2 separate regions of the Homo sapiens genome follow, and region 2 is linked to region 1. The links are chromatin contacts, found by POLR2A ChIA-PET in ENCODE. All regions are on one chromosome and are shown on one strand. Each heading gives the region's core, a stretch centred on a gene start or an enhancer-like site at or near the end of the contact. The rest is flanking DNA. Distances are from core to core; before and after follow the strand shown.

Region 1 (7,216 bases), core at 2,868-5,367:
GGCCCAGCCCCGCGCTGTGGTCACCATGGAGGAGGATGGCCTAGCTCCACGCTGTGGCCACCATGGAGGAGGACGGCCCAGCCCCGCGCTGTGGTCACCATGGAGGAGGATGGCCTAGCTCCACGCTGTGGCCACCATGGAGGAGGACGGCCCAGCCCCGTGCTGTGGTCACCATGGAGGAGGACGGCCCAGCCCCGCGCTGTGGTCACCATGGAGGAGGACGGCCCAGCCCCGCGCTGTGGTCACCATGGAGGAGGATGGCCTAGCTCCACGCTGTGGTCACCATGGAGGAGGACGGCCCAGCTCCACGCTGTGGTCACCATGGAGGAGGACGGCCCAGCCCTGCGCTGTGGTCACCATGGAGGAGGACGGCCTAGCCCCGTGCTGTGGTCACCATGGAGGAGGACGGCCTAGCTCCACGTTGTGGTCACCATAGAGGAGGACGGCCCAGCCCCGTGCTGTGGTCACCATGGAGGAGGACGGCCTAGCCCCGTGCTGTGGTCACCATGGAGGAGGACGGCCCAGCCCCGCGCTGTGGTCACCATGGAGGAGGAAAAGGAGTTCTTCAGTTAGTGTTACAGACAATATGGCCCACTGGGATTTTTTTATATATGTAACAAAGTTTACAGATGGTTTAAGGGGACACAGGGAGTTTATAGCTTAACACTGCAGACAACCTAAAATAGAACATAGAGTGTCTACTGTTTTTTTTTTTTTTCTGAGGTGGAGTCTCGCTCACTCCCCTCGGCCTCCCAAAGTGCTGGGATTACAGGCGTGAGCCACCGCACCCAGCCAAGTCTCCTGTTCTTAAAGTTCTCCCGTTAGTGGTGGTAGTATTCAAGTTCCCTGCGGCAAATCCGAACGGGTCTGCAGCGACCTCCATTCTTGCCTCTTCAGAAGAAAGAATTTGACTGAGGGGCATAAGGCAGAAGAAGAAACAAGTTTTAGAGCAGGAGTGAAAGTATATTAAAAAGCTTGGCCGGATGCGGTGGCTCACGCTTGTAGTCCCAACACTTTGAGAGGCCGAGGCAGGTGGATCACCTGAGGTCAGGAGTTTGAGACCAGCCTGGCCAATGTGGTGAAACCCTGTCTCTGTTGAAAATACAAAGATTAGCTGGGTGTGGTGGCAGGCGCCTGTAATCCCATCTACTCTGGAGGCTGAGGCAAGAAAATCGCTTGAACCCAGGAGGTGGAGGTTGCAGTGAGCCGAGATCCCACCATTGCACTCCAGCCTGGGTGAAAGAGTGAAACTCCGTGTCAAACAAACAAAACGCTTTAGAGCAGGAATGAAAAGCCACTGGGCGCAGTGGCTCATGCCTGTAATGCCAGCACTTTTGGGAGGCTGAGTTGGGTGAATCACTTGTGGTCAGGAGTTCGATACCAGCCTGGCCAACATGGTGAAACCCCATCTCTACTAAAAATACAAAAATCAGGCCGGGTGCGATAACTCACCCCTGTAATCCCAGCACTTTGGGAAGCCGAGGCAGGTGGATCACGAGGTCAAGAGATCGAGACCATCCTGACCAACATGGTGAAACCTCTTCTCTACTAAAAGTACAAAAATCAGCTGGGCATCATGGTGTGCACCCATAGTCCCAGCTACTCAGGAGGCTGAGGCAGGAAAATCACTTGAACCCAGGAGGCGGAGGTTGCAGTAAGCCGAGATCACGCCACCGCACTCCAGCCTGGCCCCAGAGCGAAACTACGTCTCAAAAAAAAAAAAAAAAAAAAAAAATTAGCTGGGTGTGGTGGAGCATGCCTGTAGTCCCAGCTACTCGGGAGGCTGAGGCAGGAGAATCGGTTGAACCCGGGAGGCAGAGGTTGCAGTGAGCCAAGATTGCGCCACTGCACTCCAGCCTGAGCGAGACTCTGTCTCAAAAAAAAAAAGAAAAAGTAAAGTACACTTAGAAGAGGGCCGAGCGGGCATCTTGGAGGACAAGTGTGCGGTGTGCCCTTTGACCTGGGGTCTTATATGCTGGCAGACTTCCGGGGGTCTGGTGACCCTCCTCTGATTCTTCCCTTGGGGTGGGCTGTCTGCATGCGCAGTGGCCTGCGAGCTGGGAGGGGCGCGTGCGCAGTTTGTTTCCTGGAGTTGCACACATGCTCACTTGAGGCATCCTTCCCTTTGCCAGTGGAATGTCCCCGGAAAGTCATGTACGAGTTAAACACTGTCATTTTGCCTCCTAGTGCACGTGCTTGAGCCCACTTGCTCAGCTCCTGAGATCTTACCAGGAGGCTGCTGATCACCAGCTTCATGTTTTTCCTATCTATAGGGAGATTGCCTTTCCCTGGCACTGGGTGTGGCCAATTATTATTTAAGAGAGACAGTTAACAACCACCTGACCATTACCTGATGGTCACCTGACATTCCTGGTTGGAGGGGGCCCTGTTTATATCTGATTAGCTACCTACTCTAACTCTCTAACATCACAGACGGTAGGGCCCATAGGTAATTTTTTGTATTAAATACATGTAACAAAGTTTACAGATGCTTTAAGGGGGCAGAGGGAGTTTATATCTTAACACTGCAGGCAACCTTAAATAGAACATTAAGTCTCCCATTCTTTTGTTTTTTTTTGGGACAGAGTCTCGCTCTGTCGCTCAGGCTGGAGTGCAATGGCACGATCTCAGCTCACTGCAACCTCCACCTCCTGGGTTCAAGCAATTCTCCTACCTCAGCCTCCCAAGCAGCTGGGACTACAGGTGTGTGCCACCACACCCTGGTAATTTTTGTATTTTTAGTAGAGATGGAGTTTCACCATATTGGCCAAACTGGTCTCGAACTCCTGGCCTCAAGTGATCCATCTGTCTCAGCCTCCCCAAGTGCTGGGATTACAGGCGGGAGCCACCACGCCTGGCCAAGTCTCCCGTTCTTAAAGTCCTTCCGTTAACATCCCACCAGAAATTTCACATCACATGGGAAGAGTTTAGAAGACAGACAGGTTGCCCTGGGCTGAGTGGTCAGGGAAGGAGGGGGAGACTCAGCTGGAGCTTGAAGCGCAGGTGGGACTCAGGGAGAAAGATGAGGAGGTTCAGAGGCATTTGCAGGGCCGGGGAAGACGCTCAAGAGACCAAGCTCCCCCTGCCTCCCTGGTGTCATAAGGGCTTCCAGAGGCAGCGCGTGCTGTGGGCAGCCCTCAGCCTGGTTTGCTGCTCTGTGAGGTGAGGGTGGGATGGCTGTGCCTGGTTCTCACGCCCGCACCCCTCCCGGGGGCTGTTTCCTTGCACAGGGTGACTGACGAAGTCTTCAACTTCCTGCTGGTGTGGTATTACTGCACCCTGACCATTCGGGAGAGCATTCTCATCAGCAACGGCTCAAGGTACCTGGGCACCTGGCTTTGTGGGGAGCACAAGAGGAGTTAAAGGGAAATGTCACGAGGGGCGTCAGATGGGGGCCGACACCCTCAGGCTGCATTCCTCTCCTCCTTGGGGGTTGCTCTGTGACTGTTCAGATCCAGGAAGGAGGAAAGCTGATGCTGTTGATGCGGCAGCTCTTGTTTATGATCAGCCTCTTGCTTATGAGCAATAGAAGACCTAACTCAGACTGGCTCAACACAATAAGAAACATATTTTCTCATAAAAAGAAGTGAGCGGCATGGCACGGTGGCTCACGCCTGTAATCCCAGCACTTTGGGAGGCCGAGGGGGGCAGATCACGAGGTCAGGAGATGGAGACCAGTCTGGCCAACATAGTGAAACCCTGTCTCTACTAAAAATACAAAAAATTAGCCGGGTGTGGTCCCAGCTACTCAGAAGGCTGAGGCAGAATAGCGTGAACCCAGGAGGCAGAGGTTGCAGTGAGCTGAGATCGCACCATTGCACTCCAGCCCAGGGACAATGCAGGACTCTGTCTCAAAAAAAAAAAAAAAAGAGGTGACCCATTGTTCTGCCTTCAGTTAAGTCTTGATCCAAGTGCTCTCCGTCTCTCACTTCTGCCTTCTGTGTTGTGTTTATCTCAGGCTGCTATTGGGGCACCCAGCAACTCCAGGCTCATGTCACTATTTATAGCATTCCCAGCAAACGGAGCACATTCCTCTCTTCCAAGACTCTCACTGGGTCGCACTGGCTATGTCCAGGTGCAGAATGGATCATGTACCTATCCCTGAACCAGTCACTGTTGCCAGGGATTGCAGTGCTGTGACTGGCCAGGCTGGAGCCTCACACCCACCCTGATAGCCGTCACTGGGAGCGGAGAAGCTGAGTGTCAGGAGAGGAATGGTTCCTCAGAGGAAAACTGGGAGACCGTTACTAGGAGGATGGACGGGTTTTGGTGACAAGAGTGGGTGGGTGGTCTTCTACGGGGAGATAGAGGGGAGAGTGGACAGGTGAAGAGGATATTAGGCCAAACCTGCCCCACCAGAGAGATGATGCTGGGGAGGACAGAGGCCGGGCTAGGAGTGTGGACTCCTGGGTTCCGGTCCCAGTGCAGTCACTGAGCAGCCCTGTGACCCTGGGCAAGCCATGTATCCTCTTTGGACTGTTTCAGAGTCCCACGGGGGAGTGGGTGTGTCACAGTGGTGCTGAGTGAGTCCAGGCAAGACTGGGGGTTCCCTTGGCCCCCATCTCTGAAGGGCTCTGAGTGCGAGAAGCCCTGTTGTTTTCTCTCAGTCTCTTTCCTGCCCTGCCTGCCTCTAAGCTGAGTCTTGAGACCCAGTTAAAACCCATGACTTGCCACCTGGAGGACCTATTTTCCAAAGGTCTAATTCCTTTTGGGGGTGGCCATTGGAACCTCGGCATGCCTTTTTTTTTTTTTTTTTTTTTTTGAGACGAAGTCTTGCTCTGTCGCCCAGGCTGGAGTGCAGTGGCGCAATCTCGGCTCACTGCAACCTCCGCCTCCCGGGTTCACGCCATTCTCCTGCCTCAGCCTCTTGAGTAGCTGGGACTACAGGCGCCCGCCACCACACCCGGCTAATTTTTTGTATTTTTAGTAGAGATGGGGTTTCACTGTGTTAGCCAGGATGGTCTCGATCTCCTGACCTCGTGATCCGCCCACCTCAGCCTCCCAAAGTGCTGGGATTACAGGCGTGAGCCACTGCACCTGGCCGAGATGGAGTCTTGTTCTGTGGCCTAGACTGGAGTGCAGTGGCACCATCTCAGCTCACTGCAACCTCTGCCTCCCAGTTGAAGCGATTCTTCTGTCTCAGCCTCCCGAGTAGCTAGGATCACAGGTGCGTGCCACCACGCCCAGCTAATTTTTGTATTTTTAGTAGAGACTGGGTTTCATCATGTTGGCCAGGCTGGTCTCAAACTCTTGACCTCAAGTGATCTGCCCTCCTTGGCCTCCCAAAGTGTTGGGATTACAGGTGTGAGCCACCGCGCCCTGCCAACGTGCCATTCCGGTTCCTGTTCTTTCCTGAAACAAAAAGTAACAAGCTCCTGCTTCCTCCTTCCTCCTGGGAACTAGTGAGGAACACCCAGGAGCTGCGCAGCCCCCACCGCCTAATGTGCCACCTTCCCACTTGTTTGCCTTGTGGTTTCGTATGGCAGGTCCCTGCCCTACACTGAACGTAGAGCCTGGAGGTAAGGAGAGCCCCCCTCCTGCCTGGCCTCCTGAGGGCAACAGGAAGTTTCACGAATGCAACCTTGTAGCTGCACACAGCCATTTAGAAAACATCAGTGTGTAGGCCAGGCATGGTGGCTCACGCCTGTAATCCCAGCATTTTGGGAGGCAGAGGTGGGCAGATCACTGGAGCCCAGGAGTTCAAGACCAGCCTGGGCAACAAAATAAGATTTCATCTTTACCAAAAAAAAAAAAAAAAAATTAGCTGGGCATGGTGGTGTGTGCCTGTAGTCCCAGCTAATTAAAAAATTAACCAGGCATGGGCCAGGTGCGGTGGCTCATGCCTGTAATCCCAGCACTTTGGGAGGCCAAGGCGGTGGATCACCTGAGGTCAGGAGTTTGAGACCAGCCTGACCAACATGGGGAAACCCCATCTCTCCTAAAAATACAAAATTAGCCGGGCGTGGTGGTGCATGCCTGTAATCCCAGCTACTCAGGAAGGCTGAGGCAGGAGAATTGCTTGAACCCGGGAGGCTGAGGTTGTGGTGAGCCGAGATCATGCCACTGCACTCCAGCCTGGGCAACAAGAGTGAAACTCGGTCTAAAAAAAAATTAGCCAGGCATGGTGGTGTACACCTGTAGTCCTAGCTACTCAGGAGGCTGAGGTGGGAGGATTGTATGAGCCCAGGAGGTTGAGGCCACTGCACTCCAGCCTAGGCAAGTGAGACCCTGACTCAAAAAAAAAAAAGTGCTCTGGGGCATGTGATGCCTCTAGCAATCATTAACACTTTAGTAAGAGTTACTCTGGGCAGCTTTTTATTCTAATGTGACGCTGTGGATGGGGGGCGACCAGAGAGATGGGAGCAGCACTGAGTGGAGGTCTCTGCAAGTGTGGGACTCTCCAGCAAAACAGAGAGGGCTGCTAACAGGGCAAAAATGGACTTCCAAAGCCAGCCTCCCTTGCCTAACAGTTTAGCAGGAGCTGTTCAGAGTTCCTGGAGTTCACTCTCTGACAGGAGAGCAGGGATGGTTGTCCCTGAGCTTGCAATTCAAAGCTTCGTGTGAGTCTGCTCTACCCTCCATCTGCCATTCATCAGACATTTATTGAGTGTCTCCTAAGTACCAAACACTGAACTAAGGACTCCAAGATAACTTACACTCTGCCTCCTGGGAGCACCCACAGAGGTTTTTTTCTTTTCTTTCTTTTCTTTCTTTTTTTTTTTTTTTTTTGAGACAGAGTCGTGCTCTGTCACTTAGGCTGGAGTGCAGTGGTGTGTTCTCGGCTCACTGCAGCCTCCGCCTCCTGGGTTCAAGCAATTCTCCTGCCTCAGCCTCCCAAGTAGCTGGGATTAGAGGTGCACACCACCATGCCTAGCTAATTTTTGTATTTTTAGTAGAGATGGGGTTTCACCGTGCTGGCCAGGCTGATCTTGAACTCCTGACCTCAGGTGATCTGCTCACCTCGGCCTTCTGAAGTGCTGGGATTAGAGGCATGAGCCACTGTGCCCAGCCCCGAGTTTTTTTTACTAAGGACCTTTTATGGCATATATGGTTCAAGGAATTTGAGGTTGCAATGGAACCATTCCTCCAGGCCTGTCTCCCCTTGGTGGTCTGAGGCAGGGGTTTGAATGGGCAAGTGGAGTCTGGAATGGGGCCTCTGGGCCCAAATAGATGCATTATCTTCTATTTAGGTTAGTCTAAAAGTATTTGTGTTTTG
Region 2 (7,216 bases), core at 3,128-5,627, 380 kb after region 1:
CCCAGTCTTGTCCCTCCGGCTCCTCATTGGAGCCTTCAGCTTCTCGTCGTGCCCTCCTCCCACGTAGCTCTCTAGCCCTGGCCCTTGGGCACCCAGGATCAGCGTAGGGGGTGAGGAAGGGTGGACAGTGTGCCTGCAATGTGCCTGTCTTAGTGACCAGCGGGTTCTCCAGCAGAACCGGCAGATGAAGCACATCTCAGCTGAGCAGAAAAGGCGCTTCAACATCAAGATGTGCTTCGACATGCTCAACAGCCTCATCTCCAACAATTCCAAGCTGGTGAGTTGCCAAGAGCGTGGGCTGTGGCAGGGCAGGGGAGCTGGCAGGACGTGCTCCCTGCGTGGTCATTGCTGGTGGCAGGCCTGCTGGCTGTGGGTGCTGCCTCCAGCCACCTGCCCCTTCTGCAGACCAGTCACGCCATCACACTGCAGAAGACTGTGGAGTACATCACCAAGCTGCAGCAGGAGAGAGGCCAGATGCAGGAGGAGGCCCGGCGGCTGCGGGAGGAGATCGAGGAGCTCAATGCCACCATCATGTGAGCTTCTGGGCCTTGGGGCTCCAACCAGGCACCCCATCCCGATGCAGGGCCTGCCTCAGAGGTGGTGGGACCCTGTGGCCTCATCACTGGTCAGTGCCTCTTTGCTGCAGTAGTTCTGCTCTTTGTCAACCTCCTTCCACAGACCTCTCTTCTCTGTGCCTGGCTGTGGCCCGGCACTGGGCCAGCCCTGCCATCTTTTGTCCCAGGGTCCTTATTGGCCACTGGCTGCTCCACAGCTCCCACGGCTCCTGTCATTTCAGCTCCTGCCAGCAGCTGCTCCCTGCCACGGGAGTCCCCGTTACCCGGCGCCAGTTTGATCACATGAAAGACATGTTTGACGAATACGTGAAAACCCGGACCTTGCAGAATTGGAAGTTCTGGATTGTATCTTTGGGTTTTCTTTTTGCTCTTCCCGGCCCTCAGCCAATGCACTGAAGCCACAGACCGTGGCACTGTAGTTACTTTAGAAAGACTCTTTAAATGCCTGTCACCAAGCTCCTCACGACAGGCAGTGCTAGTGTCTATCTCGGGAGAGAGTGGTCCGGCCTGGCCTGCTGTGTGGGCTGGAGGTGCTGATGGGGCTTCAGGGTGCTTTGCAGGAAGGGCTAGGGAGGTAGAACGGTGGGCTTCGCTCTCTAGGTCCTTAAGAAATCAGGACAATGCTAGAGCCACTTGCAGAAGGTGCAGGGGAAGGAGGCATGGTTCCACACAGCCTGGCAGCCAGCTCGGTCCTCGAAGCCACAGGGAGGGTGAGTGCCACCCCTGCTGTGACAGGCGGAAACCAGGACTCCCTCCACTGAGTGGTAGAGCCCAATTTGAAGCCTAATGGAGCATGTCCACCTCTAGGGGCTCTCGTGCCAAGGCCACCTTGCACTCAGCCTTCCAGGTGGCAGCACGGCTCTCACGGGGAGTGGTTCCCGCCTGGTCACTCCCCACCCTGCCACCGCTCTGCCTCTGAGTAAACGGTCGGCACATGTGTTGGGTTGACCGTGGCATTGGGGCAAGGGTCTGACAGTCAGAGGTGACGGTCGTGCAGGAGGAGAGAATCCCAGCTGCAGCTATCGGGCAGGGCAGGGCGCAGCACCTGTGTGTGCTGGAAGGGACAGAGTGTTTTTGTTTGTTTCTTTTTTCCCCCTGAGACAGGGTCTCACTCTGTCACCCAGGCTGGAGTGCAGTGGTACAATCACAGTTCACTGCAGCCTCCACCTTCCCAGACTCAAGTGTTCCTCCTGCCTCAGCCTCCTGAGTGGCTGGAACTACAGGCTCATGCCACCACGCCCGGCTAATTTTTGTATTTTTAATGGAGATGGGGTTTCACCATTTTGGCCAGGCTGGCCCCAAACTCCTGACCTCAGGTGATCCCCCTGCCTTGGCCTCCCAAAGTGCTGGGATTACAGGCGTGAGCCACCGTGCCCGGCCATAAGAGGCAGTTTTTAATTGAAGAGATGACAGGCACCAGCTCTGATTCCTCTGTGTTGCTGTTTTACTGCCTGCCCTGGTCCTGATCCCTGTCATTAATAGAGCTGGGTGGCGTCTGGAATGAATCAGAGCTTCTTTGATGAAATGGCATACTCCCCATCATCAGGCCGAGGTGGAGGAACTGTGAGTGCCGTCCTGATCAAAGTCCGAGGGGAAACATGCCTCAGGCCTTCACTAAGATGGTCTAGGAGACTGGCATGCACTTTTGCATTTAACACAGAAGGCAAACGCCACTTTCAGGCAGATGGCTCCTGCCTTTATTTATTTATTTATTTATTTTGAGAACAGAGTCTTGCTCTGTCACCCAGGCTGGAGTGCAGTGGTGCAATCTCGGCTCACTGCAGCCTCCGCCTCCCGGGTTCAAGCGATTCTCCTGCCTCAGCCTCCCAAGTAGCTGGGATTATAGGCACCCACCACCACGCCCAGCTAATTTTTGTATTAGTAGAGATGGGGTTTCACCATGTTGGCCAGGCTGGTCTCAAACTCCTGACCTCAAGTGATTCACCCACCTCAGCCCCCCAAAGTGCTGGGATTATAGACGTGAGCCACCGCGCCCGGCTGGCTTCTGCCTTTCCACCTGCTCTGTGCCTTTGATGTTCCTGGCACTGTATGTAAGAACGATTTTGATCGCATGTTTGTGCTAGGACCTGTTCCAGACTAGAGACCTTCTGTGTCCCTGTCCCCTGCCTGCTCGGTGCTTGAGCGGCCCTGTTGTCCAGGTACAGTTAGAGCAGAGTGTTTTCATGAAGTGGAAGACACACCTTGCCTAGAGATCTCTCCCTCTTTTCCCCAGTGATCCATTCTCTGTGGGCAGATACTTTCCAGCCCCAGGGGAAAGGAGTACGCCAGTCCAACCACCTTCGGGTCTGCAGTCCCCAGCCCCTCTCCGTGCTTGCCTTTTCTTTAACCACACACTGCAGTTCAGCATCATCATCAAGCCGCTGTTTGAGTCGTTCAAGGGCATGGTGTCCACCAGCAGCCTGGAGGAGCTGCACCGGACGGCGCTCTCCTGGCTGGACCAGCACTGCTCCCTGCCCATCCTCAGGCCGAGTGAGTGGGGCAGTGCCAGGGTGGGGGGCTTCATGCTAGTCCTGGAGGGAGGACAGCCCCAGGCTGAGGACAGTATTAGCCAGACTCCACTGCAGGCAGCCAGGTGGGGCCGGGGCAGGGGCACAGTGCTGTCCAGGAGGTCCTCAGTCAGGAGCGCCCAGTGGGGGCAGGAGGCTCCTGCCCTTTTGTGTCTCCCAGCTTGTTCAGACCCAGCTTGCATGGATCTAGTGCCAACTATTTGCCAGGCCCTGTATCAGGTGCCTTCAGGTGTGTTTTCTTGTTTAATTCTTATAACAACAAGCAAAGATTATCCCATATGTTAAGGTTATAGAAGCTTAATATCAGAACAGCTGGCAGCCCCATGGCACCAGGAACAGCATAGGATGCTCCACCTACGGCAGCTCCTGGATTTGGGGAGGCTTCTGGAGGCAGAGGGGTGAGTGCCCAGGTCTCGGTGTCGGCCCCTGGCACTCCTCCCTGCAGTCCAGCATGGCTGCTGCTCGCCCCGTGCCTGAGCATTCCCACATGGGTTGTAGGTACAAAGCCGAGTGTGCGGTGTGTGGTGGGTCTGTGTCACTGCCTGTGTCTGACCCTTTCTGTCTTGCAGTGGTATTGAGCACGCTGCGGCAGCTGAGCACCTCCACCTCCATCCTCACAGACCCGGCACAGCTGCCAGAGCAGGCGTCCAAGGCTGTCACCAGGATTGGCAAGAGATTGGGAGAGTCCTAGCTGCTTAGCTGGCATGTGGCCGCATGAGATGCCAGGAGACCCTTCCCTGCCCATGGAGAGTAGGCTGCGCCCCCCAGCCCTTCCTGACGCTCAGCCTCGGGGCCTCTCTCCAACTCTGCCGGCCCACCGTGGCATCGGGAGGCCATGCTCAGGTCTGAAGCAGGTTTGGGGCCTGCTGACAGCAATAGCCCGCCTTTGGGAACCCCTTGCTGTGAACTCTCTCACTCAGTGACCTCAGTCACCAACCTCCTCTGCCCTCGGGGCAGCCCACACAAAAGGGAAGTGCTGGCCGTGCTGGTCCTGCCCTGCTGGTGGCCTGCCGGGCCTGGCGCCGGTGAGCGGAATCGATGGGATGAGGGTGACAGGGCCTGCTCCTGTCCTGAGGCCCAGCCTTGTCCCTCCTGCCACGTCCTGTCCACATGCATGCCTCTGCCTGATGCCCTGCTCCACTCTCTGGTCTGCCCGTGGGGCAGTTGGAAGGCGTCTTTCTTTCTCCCCTCAACTCTGACAGCACCCAGCCCTTGTGGATGGACTTGGGCTTCTATTCAGGCTTATGCATGGCAGGCTGCCAGGGGGAAGTGCCTTCTTCAGAGGTCCTCCAGGACACATGTGTGCAGAAACGGTGGATGTGGAACACACAGGACCAGAATGGAAGCGTGTGATGCACGGTGGCTGCTCTGGCTGAGAGGCCCTGCTGGGCATGTTTCATCTGTCCCCTTTTAGCTCCACCTGACATTGCAGGATCCATGGGGACTCAGCCCAGGGCCTTCTCGGATGTCACCTCACCGCTGTGGCCCTTCTGCCGTTCTTCTCCACTTGGCTCCAGCTGCAGCTGTTGACAGATCAAGCATGTCCTGTGGGAGCTTAGAACCCTGAAGTTCTAGTGTCTGAAAGATCAGACTCCACGTCCTGCTGTCAGCCTTGTCATCTTGTCTGATGTCTTTCAGCTGGGAGCCCCAAACCAGGACAGTTCTCGGACCAAAGATGCCCCCACACTCAAAAGTCTGTCCCGTCTTGTGTTTGGAGAAGGAAACAATGTTGGCAGGCAGCACTCTGTGGTGGTCAGCCCTCAGAGCTGTTTCTAGGCATCTCTCAGATCAGACAGCAAAGAATCTACCCAGATCTGGGCTGGGTGGAGGTGTGGCTGGGCTGGGGGCCATTCTGAGCCTGCAGTGAGAGTTTGGCCCAGCCTCAGTCCTTGCTCTTCTCTGGCTACCTCTGCAGGGAGCTGCAGGGGCAAGCACTCTCTCCAGCACTCAGGAAGCCCGGCCGAGGGTACCTCCTCGTGGAAAGAATGCACTTTAAAGCTCTGCTGAGGAGTTCGGAGCCCAGGCTTTCAGGCGACCTCTGCCCTCCCTGCCTCTCCTCACCCTCCCTCTCTTCCTGCAGGGCCTGGGAAGGGCTTTGAGGGAGCCTGGGAGCCATGTGAAGAGGGGCACGCCTGGGCTGTCCCACAGTTTAGATCCAGTTGGAGGTTCTCCCTGGCTCCTGCAGGCCTGCGGGGATCTCTCCCCACTTCAGGCCTCCGGCCAGCTGCCTGCCCTCTTGTCTGTGCTTCAGCCCTGCACAAAAGCAGCTTGGTGACACCACTCAGCCACCCAGAGTACGTGTTTACAGGCTTTCCAGATCACCTTCCTGTGGGGTGAACGTAATGAGGCGGGGCTGGTCCTTGGAATTTCCCCTGGAAAATGGTAACAGACTCCATCCTTGACCCGGGGATGAGCATGAAGGCATTGTCCCAAAGGCAGAGGCCACCGTGGTAGGAATTCCACCAAGGCCAGAAGGGAAAAAGGAAGAACCCACCGTGTCTGGCTGTGCGGGCCCTGGGGAGGGTCGTGAGTGCAGCCCCTCTCTACTTCTGTGCCTTTGTAAAACGTGTAGATAACCGCAGTGGTTGGCTGAGCCAAGAACTCTCCTAAATCAGTGGCTTTCTCCCCACCCCTTGCTGGGGAGTCATTTTTAAAAAAATCTGTGGGATATAAAATTGGCCTCCTGCTGCTTCAGCCTACCTCTCCCTCTGCTGACTTAATGTCGTGATTCTGTTTCTTCAGATATTTAAGGCTGTTAGGTTGTGTGAGCCTTGAAGTGTGTGTGTGTGTCCCAGCGACTGTCCACTGTCCAGGAGATGCATGTCTTTGTATTGGAGATATTTCTGTAACTCATTCTCTTGGTGCTCACGATTGCCATGGCCATAGGGCCACAGTGCCGTATCTGCTGCAGACATGATTGTTTCTTGTTCTAGAGGTTTTCTTGTTTTCGAATCTTGCCTGATGAATCCAGCCAGACCAAGGGGCCTAGATTTGACCTCTGTCCTGGGCTCCTGGGCCAGGTGCAGGAACATCTGAGGCCACTCTGCTGGCCACCTCCAGTGGGTGCTGACCACAGGATGGGCTTTGTTTACACTCATTTTCACCCTGATTCTTGCCCCCACTTTCATAAAAGAAACTTCAAAATGCTGACGCTTTGGAGAGTAAGAAAATCAATCTTGGCTGGGCACGGTGGCTCCTGCCTGTGATCCTAGCACTTTGGGAGGCTGAAGCTGAAGGATCACTTGAGCTCAGGAGTTGGAGACCAACCCTGGCAACATAACAAGACCCTGTCTCTACAAAAAAAAAAAAAAAAAAAAAAAATTTAGCCGTGTGTAGCAGTGAGTGCCTGTGGTCCCAGCTACTTGGGCCTGAGGCTGGAGGATTGCTTGAGCCTAGAAGTTGCAGTGAGCTATGATCATGCCACACTGTACTCCAGCCTGGATGACAGAGTGAAACCCTGCCTCTAAATAAAAGAAAATAGAGGCAGACTGTGGTGGCTCACGCCTGTAATCCCAGCACTTTGGTAGGCCAAGGCGGGTGGATCACCTGCAGTCAGGAGTTCACAACCAGCCTGACCAACATGGTGAAACCCTGTCTATACTAAAAATACAAAACATTAGCCACGTGTGGTGGTACACGCCTGTAATCCCAGCTACTCGGGAGGCTGAGTCAGGAGAATCACTTGAACCTGGGAGGCGGAGGTTGCAGTGAGCTGAGATTGTACCACTGCACTCCAGCCTGGGTGACAGAGCAAAACCCTATCTCAAAAAAAAAAAGAAGAAAAAAATAGAAAATCCAAAAAGAAAAACCAGAAGGCCTGCTGGCGTATAAATCCCTGGGCGGGTTTCTGATAAATTGCCCTGTGCTGTCAGCCCCTGCACTGCACTGCTGCCTTCCATGGTGGGTGGGAGACCCCAGAGCGGGGCAGGCGCCACTGAGGGCTTTTCTTGGAGTCGGCCAGCAGGCCACGCAGCATCCGGCACCCTGGGCGGGCTGGCTAGCTGCCTTCTTAGGACATCTCTACTTTGAAGGATTTTACCGCAGGAAGCAATAGCAGCGCTGGCCATTGGTGCTGATGACAGCATTGGGTCTGGTTGAGGGGAAGGGGCTGGA

The links. ChIA-PET counts read pairs that join two places held with the same protein, here RNA polymerase II (POLR2A).
Region 2: POLR2A ChIA-PET joins it to region 1 with 12 read pairs in activated T-cell. The contact joins two enhancer-like sites. POLR2A ChIA-PET finds 5 or more read pairs at or near these places in 2 of 52 experiments (activated T-cell and naive thymus-derived CD4-positive, alpha-beta T cell).

Annotation. Positions count from the first base shown.
Region 1 is chr12:121,758,419-121,765,634 of GRCh38, forward strand. It overlaps TMEM120B (transmembrane protein 120B), which reads left to right. Exons shown (of 12, transcript NM_001080825.2): 6 at 3,231-3,320. Among named protein-coding and RNA genes, the nearest start is that of RHOF, 32 kb to the right of the region's middle. Within about 2 kb of position 4,118, at least 2 of the 41 ENCODE cell types and tissues checked have a DNase peak (open chromatin) inside an H3K27ac peak, as active enhancers do.
Region 2 is chr12:122,138,019-122,145,234 of GRCh38, forward strand. MLXIP (MLX interacting protein) reads left to right here. Exons shown (of 17, transcript NM_014938.6): 13 at 176-277; 14 at 406-533; 15 at 797-920; 16 at 2,936-3,065; 17 at 3,673-7,216. The coding sequence ends at 3,794. Among named protein-coding and RNA genes, the nearest start is that of IL31, 33 kb to the right of the region's middle. RefSeq lists an enhancer at 148-1,010 and a silencer at 4,471-4,671. Within about 2 kb of position 4,378, at least 2 of the 41 ENCODE cell types and tissues checked have a DNase peak (open chromatin) inside an H3K27ac peak, as active enhancers do.